Linked DNA regions of Homo sapiens: region 1 is linked to region 2. A link is a contact called in ENCODE Hi-C or POLR2A ChIA-PET data. All regions are on one chromosome and are shown on one strand. The core of a region is the stretch at or near the end of the contact, and the rest is flanking DNA. Distances in the headings are between cores, read along the strand shown. Region 1 holds the start of GLTP (glycolipid transfer protein). Region 2 has its middle 31 kb from the start of C12orf76.

Region 1 (3,431 bases), core at 777-3,276, 200 kb after region 2:
ACTCACTCTTGCCCTCACTTACCCATTCCCATTTCCTCCCCTGGCCCCCCGATTCCTTGCACCACACTAAGCTCTTTGTTACCTTAAGGCTTTTGCTCATGTGCCTCACACCCCAAGTCTTTTTTTTTTTTTTTTTTTAGACGGAGTCTCGCTCGCTCTGGCTGGAGTGCAATGGCACGGTCTTGGCTCACTGCAACCTCCACCTCCCTGGTTCAAGCAATTCTCCCTGCCTCAGCCTCCTGAGTAGCTGGGATTACAGGCTCCTGCCACCACACCCAGCTAACTTTTGTATTTGTTAGTAGAGATGGGGTTTCACCATGTTGGCCAGACTCACACCCCAAGTCTTTGACCTGGCTCTATCCTACTTCTCCTCTAGGTCTCAGCTCAAATATCACCTCTTCAGAGGTACTGCTCCCAAACCCCTACATCCGATCTCAGCCAACAGGCTTCAGTCATCCTCCGTCACTACACTGTTTTATTTTCTTCACATACTCATCAGTGTCTGAAGTTGTCTTACCAATTTGTGTATTGCATTGTGTTGTGTTCCCAACCAGATTGTCAGCTCCACAAGGGCAGGGATTTTGCTGTATCATTCACTTTATCCTCAGTGCCCAGTGCAGTGCATGACACATAGTGGTGGAGGGTGGGGGAGGGGTGGGAAGGATGGCAAATGTTTATTCTGGAATGAATAAGAGGCTCTCAACAATGGTGTGTTAGATTTTTGCATAAGCTGGGCATTGGGTTTAGGACATAAGCATCTAGGTGGGTTGTGGCTGAGATGACTTGTGATTCAAGGTGTGAGAAGCTGGACCCTGGGCTGTTGGAGAGACATTAGGTTTGGGAAACAAGTGTCCAGGTTGTGGGTGAATTGGTATAAACTGGGCTGGCTCCAGCTGTTACCAGTAGAAGGTGTCCAGGTACTTGGCATCTTGGAGAAAACACACAAACGAAGCAAGGAAAGCAAAAGCAAGGATTTACTGAGAACGAAAAGTCCACCCCACAGTTTGGGAGCAGGCTTGAGCGTAGAGGCTCAAGAGCTCTGCTTACAGAATTTTCTAGGGTCTCAATACTCTAGAGGTTTCCCATTGGTTACTTGGTGAATATTCTATGTAAATGAAGAGAATGAAGTGAAGTCACAGAGTCATTTACTCAGAATGTGCCCTATTGCAAATGGAGAGGATGTGCAAATGGAGAGGATGTTACTTGGTGGGAGAGGATGAATGTGAAGTTACAAAGTATAAATGGAGAGGATGTTTCTTGGAGTGTGTGGTCTGTGTAAATGGAGAGGATGAATGTGAAGTTACAAAGTGTAAAGGGCGTGAATGGAGAGGATGAAGTGAAGTTGCAAAGCCGTTTACATTCCTGTCATTGCTAAGGTGCTTTTTGATTTAGGTCTAGGAAGTCAGCCTTATGTTCCCTGCCTCCAGGCCCTATTTTTCTGCCTCACAACAGGTAACATCAGACTGTTGAGGGCAGACTGGACCCCAGATTTCGGGAAGCAGGAGTTGTCCAGCAGGGCAGTGGCTGAGTTAGACTGTGACTTCAGCAGTGTTCAACAGGTATAAGGTCATTGAAGACCAAGAATCAAGCAATCGAGCGTCCTCGTCGGTTGTAGCGAAAGAGAACCGTGACCAACAGGAGAGCAGTGTCCACCCAGGTCACTTGGGGTTACTGGGGTACAATTTTGGGGGAAACGGGGGTCCTGGGGAGCGTTGGCTGGGTGGGGCTGTAACCCGAGCTGGTGGGCGGGTTGTGAGCTGTGACCTGGCCCGAGTCGGCCCGCCCGGATTGGGGGGCCAAACCGGGGGCGGCGGGAGGCACACCTGGGGAAGACTCACCTGGGAGCGGCTCACTTGGGCCCTCCGGGACCCATGAACCGGCGCACCTCCTCTGCGTCCCGCCCCCGGCCGGCCCCCCGGCCAATGGGGGCGCGGAGACCTCGGCGGCGGGCGCGGATTGGGAGCCGGTGAGCGGGGGCGGGGCGGCGCGCCCGGCAGTTTAGGCGCTCGGCCGGCGGGCGGCGCTGAGCGCTCGGCTACGAGGGCGCCGTGCGGGCGGAAGTGGCGACGCTGGCGTCCCCGGAGCCTGCGGCGGGCGGCTGTGACGGCCCCGGCGCTGACGGCGGCGGCCGGGGGGGCGGTGTCGACGCCCGCGGCGCCGGCTGGGGCATCACCGCGGGCCTCGACCCCGAAATGGCGCTGCTGGCCGAACACTTGCTGAAGCCGCTGCCCGCGGACAAGCAGATCGAGACCGGGCCCTTCCTCGAGGCGGTGTCCCACCTGCCGCCCTTCTTCGGTGAGCCGGAATGGAGGGGGGAGGCGGCCCGCAGCCCCACGCGCACCCGAATCCTCCTTCCCCCGAGCATCCCCTAACCATCTCTGCCCTAGACACCCCTAAGTACTGTTTCCCCAGGCACCCAAGATCCTCTTTCCCTCCACTCACCCTAAATTCTCCCTTTCCCGGACCACTCCCAAGTCCTCTCCGCTCTAAACATGTCACATCCTGCCTGTCCTCCCCAAATCCTCCCTCTCCCTAGACACCTCACAGTCCTACATATCCCCCAAATGCCCCCTGATCATCCGTGCCCCCAACACGGATGATCTTCCATCTCCCTTAGGCATTCTGTAATCCACCATCTCCCCCAAAGCCTCCTGCCCCTTCTTCCCCAAAGTCCTTCATCCCTGGCGCTTTCTGATGGCTCTCAACTCGCTCCCCTTACAATGAATCCCCCCATTTCATAAGCCTTCTCTTTGAACGCTTCCAGCCTCTCCCTCATGGGACCTACAAACCCTTCCTTCTTCCCTCAGAATTCGCCCATTCCAGATCAAAGACTCCCATCTCCCCCTCCAAGGGTAGGAAGCCTGGTGAGGCGGGGACAAGGAGAGGGTTTTGAAGATGGAGTTGCAAAATTCCAGGGCCTCTTTCTAGGGGAAACCACCTAAAGTTTTTCCTCCTTTTAGGACAGGGGTGAGGGTTGTCGGGGGAGCTGTTTTGTGAGGTGACATCAGACATACAGAGCTTGGCACCAATTCCTCCCTCAGTTTGGGCTCTACGAGAGGAAGCCCCTCCCCTGTATGTCGTGTGGAAGTTCCTGGGCGCATTGGGAAGGCGGTCCACTTTCAGACCCTCTTCCCGCACTCCCTCAGCCTAGCCCAGTCCAGCCAAGGCCCCAGATGGAAAATGGGAACTAGAAGCCAGCACCACTGCCCCTGCCCTTTGCCTTTTGGGTCCCGGGTAAAGGGTGCAACCTGAGCCTCTATTCTCCTTCTCCATGTGGGCTCTGTCCTGTCCTGCTGGTTCACTTGGTGGCCTTGCAGGAAAATACCAGCCCCCAGGGCAGAGTCCACCTGAAACCCAAAGACAGGAGATCTTAAGACAGTCCGACTTAGTGGGCAAAGAAGGCTTGTTAGGGGTGGTAGTTCCCACAGTGT
Region 2 (3,339 bases), core at 273-2,772:
TTTTTTTTTTGCATACAGAGTCTCACTCTGTTGCCCAGGCTGGAGTGCAGTGGCATGAACATGGCTCACTGCAGCCTTGACCTTCCGGGCTCAAGCGATCCTCCCACCTCAGCCTCCCGAGTGGTTGAGACCACAGGCGTGCACCACCACTGGCTGATTTATTTTTATATCTTGTAGAGACAGGGCCTCCCTCTGTTGCCCAGGATGATCTTGAACTCCTGGGCTCAAGCAATCCTGCTGCTTTGGCTGCCCAAAGTGCTGGGATTACAGGTGTGAGCCACCACACCCGGGTTCCACCTATCTTCGTGTTTAATACTTGACTCCATTCTGTTCCAGTAATTTATCTGTCAGGTCCCTTACTAGAGCGGCTTTAATTTCACAGCTTTACCATCGCTCTTAATATCTCCTTGGCCACCGGCTTACTTGTGAAGTGTTCATCCCGTGGCCTCTGGATACTCACTGTCTCCTGGTCTTCCTCTCCTCCCTAGTGCCTCAGCTTAGTCTCCTTGATGTTGGTGTCCTTTAAGGAGCTGTCTTCAGTCCCCCTCCATGTCACTGTACCCTTTCCCTGGGCAGGACCCTGTCTCCACTCTTGCCCTTTCTGCCCATTTTCCAGGGTGCAGCCAGAGTGCTCTGAGTTGCAAATGAGATCATGCCACACCCTTGTTTATAAACCCACTTATTGCTCTCAGGGAAAATTCCAGACAGACTCCTTAACACCAGCACATAACGGCTGGACGAGGTTCAGGTGAATGTAGTTTGTTGGGAGGTGACCCAGGAAGAGGCATGGGGAAGGGAGGCAGGGAAGGGAAGGCAATCGACACAGGAAGCACTAAAGAGCAGGTCACGACCAGGCATGGTGGCTCACGCCTGTAATTCCAGCACTTTGGGAGGCTGAGGTGGTTGGATCACTTGAGGTCAGGAGTTCGTGACCAGCCTGGCCAACATAGTGAAACCTTGTCTCTACTAAAAATACAAAAATTAGCCGGGCGTGGTGGAGGGCGCCTGTAATCCCCACCTACTCGGGGAGGCTGAGGCAGAAGAATCGTTTGAACCCGAGAGGGGAAGGTTGCAGTGAGCCGATGTGGCGCCGCTGCACTGCAACCGGGGCAACAGAGCGAGACTCCATCTCGGGGGTGGGAGCGGAGGGGGGTGGAATTAAAAAAGGAAGGGCAGGTCATCGCTGTGGGCATCTGGGCTCTGTCCCACTAGGGTCCCCTGGAGACTGCCTAGACCTGCCTCAGTGCTGTCCCACCTGAGGGAATTGGGGTATTTAATCAGCAGTCCCCTAGCCTCTATTCTCTGAGAGCTCTCTCTCTTCTTTCTCTCTCTCTCTCTCTCGCTCCTTCCTTTTCTTCTTCCTCCTTTCTCCCTGTCTTCTCCCTTCATGGACGTCAGCGCTTGACGCCATGTTTGTTTGTGGCCCCGCCCACAGCCATAGCTGATTGGACTAGGGATAAATAACTAGGCCAATCATTCCCCTTGAATTCCGGAACTGGATAGTGGATCTGGGCTTGCACTCGAACTGTGGACACCTAACCTTGAAGGCAGTGTTGGACCACGTGCCCTGGGAGAAACAGAGGAATCCATTGTTTACAGAGACTCACAATGGGCGCACAGAGAGACAAACAGAGGCGGGCCCACGCAGTTTCAAACTGAAAGAGCAACTTCAGCTCAGGACAGTTTAGTTTCTGATTCTATTAATAGGTTCTCATGAGGTTGGGCCACATTTCCTGCACTTGAGCTCTGTGAGATAAGTGTTTCCTCAGAAAAACCTCCCTTTTCTGCTGAAGAATGTCACCTGATTTTCTGTAAATTGTAAACACATACACACACATGACTAAGAAATCCACCATTCAATCCCCAATCCCCATTTCTTCACACGTGGCTTCCTACTTCACAAAGAAACAGAGACCACCATTCTCAACATCCCACTTAGTCTATCAAAATCTTTGAATGGCTCAAATGGTTCCATCTTCTCTACATCCTTGCAACACACACACATTTTCCCATGACTCCATTAAAGACCATTCTTACCTCTCTTTCTTTATTTTTTTAGACGGAGTCTCGCTCTGTCACCCAGGCTGGAGTGCAGTGGCGCGATCTCGGCTCAGTGCAACTTTCACCTCCTAGGTTCAAGTGATTCTTCTATCACCCTTCCGAGTAGCTGGGGTTACAGGCGGGCGCCATCACACCCAGCTAATTTTTGTATTTTTAGTAGAGACAGGTTTTGCCATGTTGGCCAGGCTGTTCTTGAACTCCTGATCTCAGGTGATCCACTCGCCTCGGCCTCCCAAAGTGCTGGGATTACAGGCATGAGCCACAGCACCCGGCCTCTTACCTCTTTTTCCTCCTAGCCAAGACTATAGAAGAAATAGTCCATGCCTGTCTCCACTCTCTCCTCTCATTAGTCCTTACTTGCACTGTTTTGTGGGAAAGCGTTTCATTTTGAAGATGTGACTTGAAGTGTCTGTGGGTTATATAGGTTCATAGATTCATAGACTATGCACAGAATTCAGATATGGTCTGGAGATACAGATTTAGCGTTCAGTGATTTAAAAAGTAATGAACGCAGGCCGGGTGCAGTGGCTTACCTGAGGTCGGGAGTTTGAGACCAGCCTGACCAACATGGAGAAACCCTGTCTCTACTAAAAATACAAAAAATTAGCCGGGCATGGTGGCGCATGCCTGTAATCCCAACTACTCGGGAGTCTGAGGCAGGAGAATCGCTTGAACCCGGGAGGCAGAGGTTGCGGTGAGCCTAGATCGCGCCATGGCACTCCAGCCTGGGCAACAAGAGTGAAACTGTCTCAAAAAAAAAAAAAGTAATGAACGCATATGGTAGAAAAAATTCAGATACAAGCAGGGTGATAAATAAATCGTCAAACACCGACTAATTCCCCCAGCCTCAGCTCGCTTCCCAGAGACCACCTTGTATAGCCTTCCAGATGTGCTAGCTTCATGGGCATGGGACCTGTGCAGTCATATAGGGACCCACACTTAGAAGGAATCTGAATTTGTTTAATGCTTTGCTGTCACCATTTTGAAATGTTTAACTTTTAAATAACGGACTTCACATTTTCATTTTGCACTGGGCCTTGCAAATTATATAGTAGATCCTGTTTCCAGTTATATTCCATGCATAATTAAACATATAATATACATATATACCCCCTCCTCCCACCTGCTTCGCATTTAGCATTTGATTATTCTTAAAACAATGTGTGTGGATGAAATTTCCCAGGGAGAAGATGCAATAGTCATTAGCGCTGTTCACCAAATATTTCTGCTTCTGCAGTTTCTGGATACATGGGGGATATATGCGGGAACTGCATTTCC

The links. Hi-C counts contacts between places; a loop is a spot of excess contacts on that map. ChIA-PET counts read pairs that join two places held with the same protein, here RNA polymerase II (POLR2A). Pooled maps may share reads with other maps.
Region 1: a loop to region 2 is called in a pooled map, with 5 times the contacts of the local background. The contact joins the promoter of GLTP here to the enhancer-like site in region 2. A Hi-C loop is called at or near these places in 1 of 37 single-sample maps with no recorded cell type and 6 of 50 pooled maps. POLR2A ChIA-PET finds 5 or more read pairs at or near these places in 3 of 52 experiments (WTC11, activated CD4-positive, alpha-beta memory T cell and naive thymus-derived CD4-positive, alpha-beta T cell).

The regions. Positions count from the first base shown.
Region 1 is chr12:109,879,136-109,882,566 of GRCh38, reverse strand. GLTP (glycolipid transfer protein) reads left to right here and starts at 2,026. Exons shown (of 5, transcript NM_016433.4): 1 at 2,026-2,295. The coding sequence starts at 2,193. It overlaps LOC124903012 (a long non-coding RNA gene), which reads left to right and starts at 1,166. Exons shown (of 3, transcript XR_007063455.1): 1 at 1,166-1,206; 2 at 1,393-1,452; 3 at 1,560-1,669. It also overlaps a transcript of TCHP not described here. RefSeq lists an enhancer at 943-1,444 and a silencer at 1,769-2,318.
Region 2 is chr12:110,078,059-110,081,397 of GRCh38, reverse strand. No RefSeq gene overlaps it. Among named protein-coding and RNA genes, the nearest start is that of C12orf76, 31 kb to the right of the region's middle. RefSeq lists enhancers at 1,532-1,661, 1,802-1,881 and a cis regulatory region at 1,143-1,973. Within about 2 kb of position 1,522, at least 19 of the 41 ENCODE cell types and tissues checked have a DNase peak (open chromatin) inside an H3K27ac peak, as active enhancers do.